Linked DNA regions of Homo sapiens: region 1 is linked to region 2. Evidence: read pairs that join two places in POLR2A ChIA-PET (ENCODE). Cell type or tissue: MCF 10A. All regions are shown on one strand.

Region 1 (5,000 bases), 120 kb before region 2:
GGCTGTTTTTTTTCTTGTGGATTTCTTTAAATTCCTTATAGATGCTAGATATTACACCTTTATAATATGCATAGTTTGCAACAATTTTCTCCCATTCTATAGGTTGTCTGTTTACTCTTTTGACGGTTTCCTTTGCTTTGTAGAAGCTCTTTAGTTTAATTAGATCCTACTTGCCAATTTTTGTTTTTGTTGCAATTGCTTTTGGCATCTTATTCATGAAATCTTTGCCTGTCTCTATGTCCAGAATGGTATTGCCTAGGTTGTCTTTCAAAGTTTTTATGGTTATGGGTTCTACGTTTTAGTCTTTAATCCATCTTGAGTTGATTTTTATATATGGTGTAAGGAAGGCATCCAGTTTCAATCTTCTGCATATGGCTAGCCAGTTATCCCAGCACCATTTATTGAATAGGGAGTCCTTTCCCCATTGTTTGTTTTTGTCACCTTTTTAGATGATCAGATAGTTACAGGTGTGATGCTTTATTTCTGGCTTCCCTATTCTGTTGCATCAGTGTGTGTCTGTTTTTGTACCAGTGCCATGCTGTTTTGGTTACTGTAGACTTGTAGTATAGTTTGAAATCAGGTAGTGTGATGCCTCTAGTTTTTTTCTTTTTGCTTAGGGATTGCCTTGGCTATTTGGGCTCAGTTTTGGTTCTATATGAATTTTAGGATAGTTTTTTTTCTAGTTCTGTGAAGAATGTCTTTGGTGGTTTGATAGGAATCACATTGAATCTGTAAATTGGGCAATATGGTCATCTTAATGATATTGATTCTTCCTATTTATGAGCACGGAGTGTGCTCCCTACATTTGTGTCATCTCTGATATTGTTCAGCAATGTTTCGTAGCTTTCCATGTAGAGATCTTTCACCTCCCTGGTTAGCTGTATTCCTAGGTATTTTATTCTTTTTGCCACTATTGTGAATGGGATTGTGTTTGTTAATTGGCTCTTGGCTTGTCTTTTGTTGGTGTATAGGAGTGCTAGTAATTTTTGTGCATTGATTTTGAATCCTGAAACATTGCTGAAGTTATCAGCTGAAAGAGCTTTTGTTTTGAGACTATGGGGGTTTTTTTAGATACAGAATCATGTTGTGTGTAAACACAGTAGTTTGACTTTCTGTCTTCCTATTTTGATGCCCTTTCTCTCTTTGTCTTCCCTGATTGCTGTGTCCAGGACTTCCCATACTATATTGAATAAGAGTGGTGAAAGAGAGCATAATTGTCTTGTTTTGGTATTCAAGGGCAATGCTTCCAGCTTTTCACCATTCAGTATGATATTGGTTGTGGGTTTTTCATAGATGGCTTGTATTATTTTGAGGTAAGTTTCTTTTGTATCTAGTTCATAGAGAGTTTTTAACATTAAAGTATGTTGAATTTTATGGATAGCCTTTTCTGCATCTATTGAGACAATCATATGATTTTTGCCTTTAGTTCTGTTTATGTGATGAATTGCACTTATTGATTTGTTTATTGTTGAACCAATCTTACATCTCAGGGATAAAGCCAACCTGATGGTGGTGGGTAAGCTTTTTGATGTGCTGCTGGATTTGGTTTGCCAGTATTTTGTTGAGAATTTTTGCATTGATGTTAATTAAGGATATTGACCTGATGGTTTGTGTGTGTGTGTGTGTGTGTGTGTGTGTGTGTGTGTGTGTGTGTCCCTGTCAGGTTTTGGTATCAGGATAATGCTGGCCTCATAGAATGAGTTGGGGAGGAGTTCATCCTCCTCAATATTGTGGAATAATTTTAGCAGGAATATTTGTTTGGCAGAAAACAAGAGCAGATACTAGCTCTTGTTTGTATATCTGGTCGAATTCAGCTGTGCATTTGTCTTGTCCTGGGCTTATTTTTGTTGGTAGGCTATTTATTACTGTTTCAATATTGGAGCTCATTACTGGTCCTTTCAGGGATTCAAATTCTTTCTGGCTCAGGCTTGGGAGGGTGTATGTGTCCAACAACGTATTTGTTTCTTCTAGATTTTCTAGCTTATGTGCATAGAGGTGTTCATAATATTCTCTTATGGTTATTTGTATTTCTCTGGGGTCAGTGGTAATATCTCCTTTGTCATTTCTAAATGTGTTTACCTAGATTTTCTCTCTTTTCCTCTTTATTAGTCTAGTTAGCAGTCTATTTATTTCATTAATTTAAAAAACCCACCTCCTGGATTTGTTGATCTTTTGAATGATTTTTCATGTCCCAGTGTCCTTCAGTTCAGCTCTGATTTTAGGTATTTCTTATTTTCTCCTTGCTTTGGGGTTAGTTTTCTCTTGATTCTCTAGTTCTTTTAGTTGTGATGTCACGTTGTTAAATTGAGACCTTTCTAACTTTTTGATGTGAGCATTTTGTGCTATAAATTTCCCTCTTAACACTGCTTTAGCTGTGTTCCAGAGATTCTGGTATGTTGTATCTTTATTCTCATTAGTTTCAAAGATCTTCTTGATTATGGTCTAATGAAATATGTGGATTTGATCCTGTCATCATGAAGTTAGCTGGTTATTTTGCAAACTTATGTATGTGGTTGCTTTATAGCGTTACTGTTCTGTGCACTGACGTGTGTTTTTGTAGTGGCTGATAATAGTCTTTCCTTTTTATATTTAGCTCTTCCTTCAGGAGCTCTAGTAAGGTAGGTCTTATGGTAACACATTCCTTCAGCATTTGCTTGTCTGAAAAGTATCTTATTTCTCCTTCACTTTTGAAGTTTAGTTGGGCTAGAATTGAAATTCTAGGTAGCAATTTCCTTTCTTTAAGTGTGTTGAATACTGGCTCCCAATCTCTTCTGGCTTGTGTGATTTCTGCAGAGAGGTCTGCTCTTAGTCTTCTGGGTTTCCCTATGTAGGTGACGTGACCTTTCTTTCTAGCTGCTTTTAAGACTTTTTCTTTCATTCAACCTTGAAAAATCTGATGATTATGTATCTTGGGGATGATGTTCTTCTGTAGTATCTTACAAGGGTTCTTTGCATTTTCTGAATTTTATGTCTGTCTGTCTAGCTAGGTTGGGGAAGTTCTCATGGATGATATCCTGAAATATATTTTCAAGCTGGTTACACTCTCCTTATCTCTTTCAGGGACACCAATGAGTCACAGATTTTGTTTCTTTAGAAAATACCATTTTTTTAGGTTTTGTTCATTTCTTTTAATTCTTTTTTCTCTATTCTTGGCTGACTGTCTTATTTCAAAAAGTTAGTCTTCAAACTCTGGGATTCTTTTCTCTGCTTGGTCTACTCTATTACTAATACTCGTGATTGCATTAGAACATAACCGACCTGATAGAGCTGAGAAACACTCTACAAAATGTATAGTTTCTAGTGTGTTTCTTAGCTCTATCAGGTCAGTTATGTTCTTTTCTATACTGGCTATTTTGTCTGTCAGCTCCTGCGTTGTTTATGGTGATTCTCAGCTTTCTTGGATTGGGTTTCAGAACACTCCTGCATCTTATTGATCTTCCTTCCTATCCATATTTTGAATTCCATTTCTAGCATTTCGGCCATCTCAGCCCAGTTCTGAGCCCTGGCTGGAGAGGTCGTGTGGTCATTTGGAGGAAAGAAGGCACTCTGGCATTTTGAGTTTTCAGAGTTCTTGCGTTGCTTCTTTCTTATCTTTGTGTCTTATATTCCTTCAATCTTTGAAGTTGGTGATGTTTGGATGGGTTTTATTTTTTTAATCTCATTTGATAACCTTGAGGTTTTGATTGTGGTGTAAGGTCAATTCAGATGACTGGCTTCATTTGTGAAAGATTTTGGGGTCCCAACACTCAGCTCCCAACTCCTGGACTGCATGCTGTAACTCTGGGGGAACTATATCAGGCTTGACTTTGTTCTTTGGCTCCCCCAGGTTAGGAGGCTGAGGTGCTCCCTGATCCCTGGTCACTACACTGTGATGAGTGGTGTCAGCCAAAGTGTTTTGTAGTGTGGTGGCAGCGGGGTCCATTCTTGTTTGTATGTGCCAGGAGCAGAGGCAGCATGGCAGGGTGCATACTTTTAGGCTGGAGCAGGGTTCTTGCAGGTGCTAGGCTACTTGCCTCTGTGGGGACATTCACCACAGTGGTGGAGGCAATGTTTCTTGGCAGGGTACAGGGTCCCTGCTGGTGACTGTGTGTGTGTGGTGACACTTGTAGTGTTGTTGGTGTGTGGATGGGGTGCTGGCTGGTGCAGGTCTGTGTGCTTTCTCTCTGTGCCATGGGCAGGGGTGGTTGTTTGGGATGCAGGAGTTTCCACTGTTTTCAGTGCCTAGTTTCACTCCCACGGCAGTGTTGGCACAAGGGTATACACTGGCATGGGTGGTGCACTGGCAGGGGTGGGGCTTCCTGGCTCTGTGCTTGCCATGGCTCTGTGACTGCAATGGTCATTGCCAGGGATAATGGGCTGACCATACTCTCACTGCAGCAGTGGCAGGGCAGGATGCACACACTCACATGTACTGGTGAGGAGAGGAAAGCAAAACCCATTCATGAACACACATGCTAGCAAAGTGACATGGAGTGTTGCTCTGGGCCCAGGGGAAGCTGCAATGTGTGGAGTGAGCAGATGGGCTGGTAGGTGACTGTGGGTGGCTGCCCCGCTGGAGTTCTCCACTTGTCAGCTGTGATCTGCCAGCACAGAGGCTATGATGGAGTCCCAAGGTCACCCGAGTTTGCCCTGCAAGCAGGTACAGCCAGGCTGGCACCCCAGGAGAGACCAGCTGACCAGGGGGTGCTCAGGTCAGACTGGCCCCATCTGAAGGGCAAGATTGCCCTGCACAGTTCAGGTCCAACAGTTCCCCAGGGGCTGAAGTCTCCTATGCAAGCAAGTTGAGCCTAGGGAGATGGCCATCCCTGGCCCTGCTCCATTACAGACACTCCCCTACCAAACCCTTTAGGCTCCACATCAGCTGGCATGCTGCCTCTGTCACTTCCCTAAGCAGCTCTCCCTGCCAACTGGAGCATCCCTGGTGGTTAAGGGGGTCTCCCCCTGCCGGGATTCCAGAGGCCCATGGCGAGAGTGGGTTGTTCCCTGTCGGTTCAACTCAG
Region 2 (5,000 bases):
TATCTTCTATGTAGGGGGCTTTCTTCGTGCGCCGTGTCCTTTGCTAGGCACTGGGGGAATAAACAAAATGCACCTCCTGGGTATTTGTTGAGCACCTACCATGTATCTAAGCACAGAATCAGGTGCCATGCAAATGGAAGCCATGTAAAAAGATCCTGTCCTCAAGCTGCTGGAATCTAGCTGAATAAAATGAAAGCAAGCCAATGGGGGAGCTCATTTTTTATGGAAATATAGAATTCTAGGTTTCTATTGAGAATCAGGCTATAGACAGAGGAATAATACTCTCTGAGAAGAGGAAGAGACCTCAAAAATCTGCTCACAAAAGAATGGAATTCTGGAAAGTTGGAGTGAATGAACTGGGGATAGCCAGGGGTGCACTCACAAATTGTTCTGTTTTCTTCCATCATCACGGTAGGTCCAGGAAGAAGAGAGTAGAGCTGACCTCTGGCTGAGGACCTCAGGCTGAGGACCTTAAGGAGGTCGATAAGAAAGCCCTACTAGCGATGGGAGCAGCTGGGGAGGTCATTTGGATATGGTCTAGGGTGGGAAGGATGTGAGTGGAGGAAACCTCACAGGCTGGAACAGGGCTGTGGTTGGAGTTTCCCAGAGGCAGCAGAGCCTAGAGCGATAGACAAAGAGCAAACAGGAGTACTGTCTGGCCAGGAGGTCAAAGATAAGTTAAGAAACATGTTAGTGCTCTTGGAAATGAAGCGTGGATGCCAGAAGAAGGGCTGGGAACATAATGAGATGTCAGCTACCTCCATTTTAAATGAACAGCGTCTGATATTCTGAGTTTCTCACAGATCCAAAAAGAAAAAAAAATGATATTGAAACACAAAATCAGACAGCATCTTCTCCATGAAGCTTTTCTCATCTGCAAGGAATGTATCTGCCTAAATAGAGACTCTCTCACTTCCATAGCCTTTCCCAGATCTACTAGGATATGTAGAATATTCTTGGTTCTTGAGACATTTGGGTATATGATTTGTTAACCCCAATAGTGTTAAACCCTTGAGGACAGACCACAAATGTCCTCCCCAAGACTAACACAGAGCCAGGCCCAAATAAGGTCCCAGAAATGTTCCAGAAGTCAAGTCATGCTGATCTCAATGAATGAGACCAGCAGCTGAGGGGAATTTTGTTTTGGGGAAGGTGAAACAGTAGTTTCAATAGTAGCAAGCTCAAACTAATATGGGGCTAAACATGATCAATATTTGTTGAATGAATGGTCCATATAGAAGGTTATGGGAGGCTGGGGTGAAGGAGATAGTCATATAGGCAACAGCTTCTTTACTCTCTATCCCAGAAGAGGTGCACCTATGCACACACACACACACCCCTACCTCATACTATGCACACATACATCACACACACATGTGACAAACACATATGCAAAACACACACACACACACACATGCACACACACACACACACCAGCCCCCTCACATGCATACTTACAGGCTTGGGTGTGTGAAGACTTTTCTGTGTTTACAGCTAAGTCTGTTTCTCTTCAAGGAAGGCTATAAAAAGAATGCCACCTTCATGACTCAAGTCCCGGATTTGCCTCTCTGGGCTCCTCCTTTTGTTGTGTGGCTACTCAAGAACTTGTTCTCACAGCTGGCCCATGGGTCTATGCAGGGGTGTGGTCTTGAATGCCAACAACATAGAATGGCTATTTGCATGGTAAGTCCACTTCAGGACTGTGGGAAAAGAGTGATATGGAAACAGAGGGCTCAGCTAGATGTACTTCAAAAAATCGATTCACTCAATGAGTAGTGAGACCTGCTATGTTTCAGGCACTGAACTATGCACTGAAAATTCAGAGATACATAAGACTTAAGTTTTTGCTCTATAAGTCAGAATCTAAAGTAGATAACAGACTAAGCAAATGATTTCAATCATATATAGTAAATGCTATGATAGAGTAATTTAGAGGTTGTTATAGCAGGTAAGGGATATAAACCAGCTAGGTGACATTGCCAAAGGCTTCCTGGAGGGGGTAACTCCTGCTAAGTCTTGTCTCCTCAATGGTGACATGGTGAGTTGAAGTCAAGGACACCCTCCCTTTTTCCCTAAGTGTTCCTTGATTTGGGGGATGACTTTACCCATCCCTCTGCCTCAGGAAAGTCTTTTCTTTCCACATGTTCCTCTCCACCCATACCTAATGCTCTAGCAAACCATTCTATTATTTCATCATCATCCAAAAGAGGCTGAGAATTTGGCATCTGTGGGGAGTGCCCAGAAATTGGCCTAAGGCACTGACTGATTTCTAGGCTCATAAACTGCAGGATGGGGCCTGGTCCTCTTGCTACATCTCAAAGGTCTTTGTGAGGCCAGTCAGGTGGGGAGAAGTGAGAGCTACAAGCACACACGACATGTGGAAAACTCAGTTCACAGAGAGTTGGGTATTAGTCAGAAACAAATACTGACTGAGTGCCTACCATGCACTGGCCACCTTCTTTTTTCTTTCATTGAGGTAAGATTACTTAACACGAGATCTACCCTTTTAACAATTTTTCAAGTACCCAATGTACTATTGTTAACCACAGACATTATGCTGTACAGTAGATTTCTAGCACTTGTTCATCTTGCATAATCGAAACTTTATACCTGTTAAGCAGCGACTCCTTATTTCCCCCACCCCAGCTCCTAGCAACCACCATTCTGCTGTTTGTTTCTATTGCTTCTATGAGCTTGACTATTTTAGATACTTTATATAAGTGGAGTCATGCAGTATTTGCCCTTCTGTGATTGGCTTATTTCACTTATAATGTCTTCAAGTTTCCTCTATGTTATAACATATTACAGGATTTCCTTCTTTTTTAGAGAGTAAATAATATTCTATTGTATGTTTATGCCACATTTTCTTTATCCATTCATCTATTGATGGAGATTTTAGGTTGTTCCCACATTTGGCTATTGTGAGTAATGCCACAATGAACATGGGAGTGCAGACATCTCTTTGAGATCTTGGCTTAAATTCTTGCTATAAGCCCAGAAGGGGGATTGCTAGATCATATGGTGGTTCTATGTTTAATTTTTTGAGGAATCTTCATATTGTTTTATACAGTGGCTGCACCGTTTTACATTTTTACCAATGGTGTACAAGGGTTTCAATTTTTCTGCATTCTTGTCAACGCTTATCTTTTTTTTTTTTTTAGAAAATAATTGATTAGAAAGAGAAAGAGACTGAAAATGTCATAAATGAGGAGATAATTGGAGAAAATCATTGTGAAGAGGTATGAATGGATGGCAACACAAATGGAGTAAGACTTAAAGAGATATAAGCCTACCAAATGCTGACATGATTTTTGTGAGTTGTGAAGATTTAAAGAAATCTGTTTGAATAACAATTTTTGAGGCTACCTATAAATTTGTGTTCATTACTTCCACTAAGCAAGGTTCTTTTGATTATTCTTTGATCATTGAAATGTTTTATATTTTATTTAATTTACAGCAACAAAAATAACTCTTGAGAAGAAATAAATGTGAACCTATGGAGATAATTATTTAGTAATGTTTGAAATATATGATTTAGAACATTTCATTGCACTTATTAATGAGTATAAGAATATTATGAAAACAGAAAAATAATGAGCCTTGTAAGAGTTCACACAATTATTTTATGTAATTGGTATTCTATATTCAAGGAGAGCTTGAATGCAGAAATTAAAGAAGCATATGCTCATTTGAAAAGAGACAAATCTAGTAGTGTAATTAAAGCTTGTGCCTTATAACACAATAAAAATATTCAGAAGGATTTTATCCTTAATTGTGACATAAAATGATTTCTAACCTTTATTTTTTGAGTCAGAAAAAACGGAGGAAGCATGGGTTCTTCTTTGCTATATGAAATCAAAGTAACTTTACAAATTTGAAGTGCTTAGTTATCTAAAATCATATCATGGAAAGATATATATTTATATTTTGATTGTTTTATGTATGTAACTTTTTAAAGATCAGAGTGATCTGGGCAAGAAACCAGTGCTATCAGCCAGTATTGCATTTTGTTTACATGTAATAGAAATCCAACTAAACAAGGATTTTATTTTCATCATGTTACAGAAAGTTAGGATATAGGAAGTCCTTCCTTGTAGTTGCTCAAGGAAATCATGAAGGACCAAGTTTATTCTAGCTTCCTGCTCTGCCACCTTTAGCAAGTGGACAGTCCCCCTACCTCTCATAGGCAATGAACTTCTTCATATCCAAGCATGTGCTTAGGGCAGAAGAAAGGGATTGGTGAGAACAAAAATCACATGCCAGTGAAGTCTGTTCATCTTATATTAGGAAATAATAGCTCCTGCAAATGTCTTACTTGATAGGCTTCTACCACTGGAACTGCCTCACATGACTACCACTAGATAGAATGGAATCTGGCTTGATGAGTATTTTTAAGTGGATACATTTACTTCCTAAACAAAACCAATATTCTATTAATAAAAGAGAAAGGAAGAAAGATTCTTGTAAGGCAGCTAATATTTCTGTCACACAGAGAAAAACAAATTGATAATGCAGTACAAGGTTGATATTTTAAGGTAGAGATTTTTAGCTTGAGCATTTAGCATCCATTTGTTCTTTTAATGTAAATGTCAAACAAAATACAAAAATCGTATGTATAATTACCAAAAACTATTTAAAAGTAAATTTATAATTCACTCAATAGAGTAATATAGATTAAATAATTTTTGTAAAATTTAACGTGTTTTTGCTTTCAAAAAATACAAAAGATAAAAAAAGAATATACAGCTAAACAGTCTATATGGAAAAAACCATAAAAGTGTCAAAAGTAAGATGATGGCTTATGAAAATTACATTTTTACATTTATGGATGTGACCTGAATGTAAATGTAAGTAAATTGTAAATGTATTATAAATGAATGTAAAAACCAAAATAAAGTTGTTTATTGGCAAGATTGATTTAAAAAAAAGAAAATAACGGGTGCTAGGTGATATTTTGTTGTGGTTTTGATTTGCATTTTTCTGATGATTATTAATGTTGA

What was found. ChIA-PET counts read pairs that join two places held together with the same protein. Peaks named below come from ENCODE experiments on the same cell type or tissue, not always from the same donor. Only the 100,000 strongest peaks of a DNase experiment are listed, where the experiment ranks them.
Region 1: POLR2A ChIA-PET joins it to region 2 with 6 read pairs; 3 of 35 experiments call an interaction of 5 or more read pairs at or near these places.

The regions. Positions count from the first base shown.
Region 1 is chr1:153,049,050-153,054,049 of GRCh38, reverse strand. No RefSeq gene overlaps it. Among named protein-coding and RNA genes, the nearest start is that of SPRR2A, 6.0 kb to the left of the region's middle. In MCF 10A, no CTCF peak of the experiment used is centred here; no DNase peak of the experiment used is centred here.
Region 2 is chr1:152,929,973-152,934,972 of GRCh38, reverse strand. LINC01527 (long intergenic non-protein coding RNA 1527) reads left to right here. Exons shown (of 2, transcript NR_183723.1): 2 at 3,162-5,000. Among named protein-coding and RNA genes, the nearest start is that of SPRR5, 15 kb to the left of the region's middle. In MCF 10A, no CTCF peak of the experiment used is centred here; a DNase peak (open chromatin) is centred at 2,292.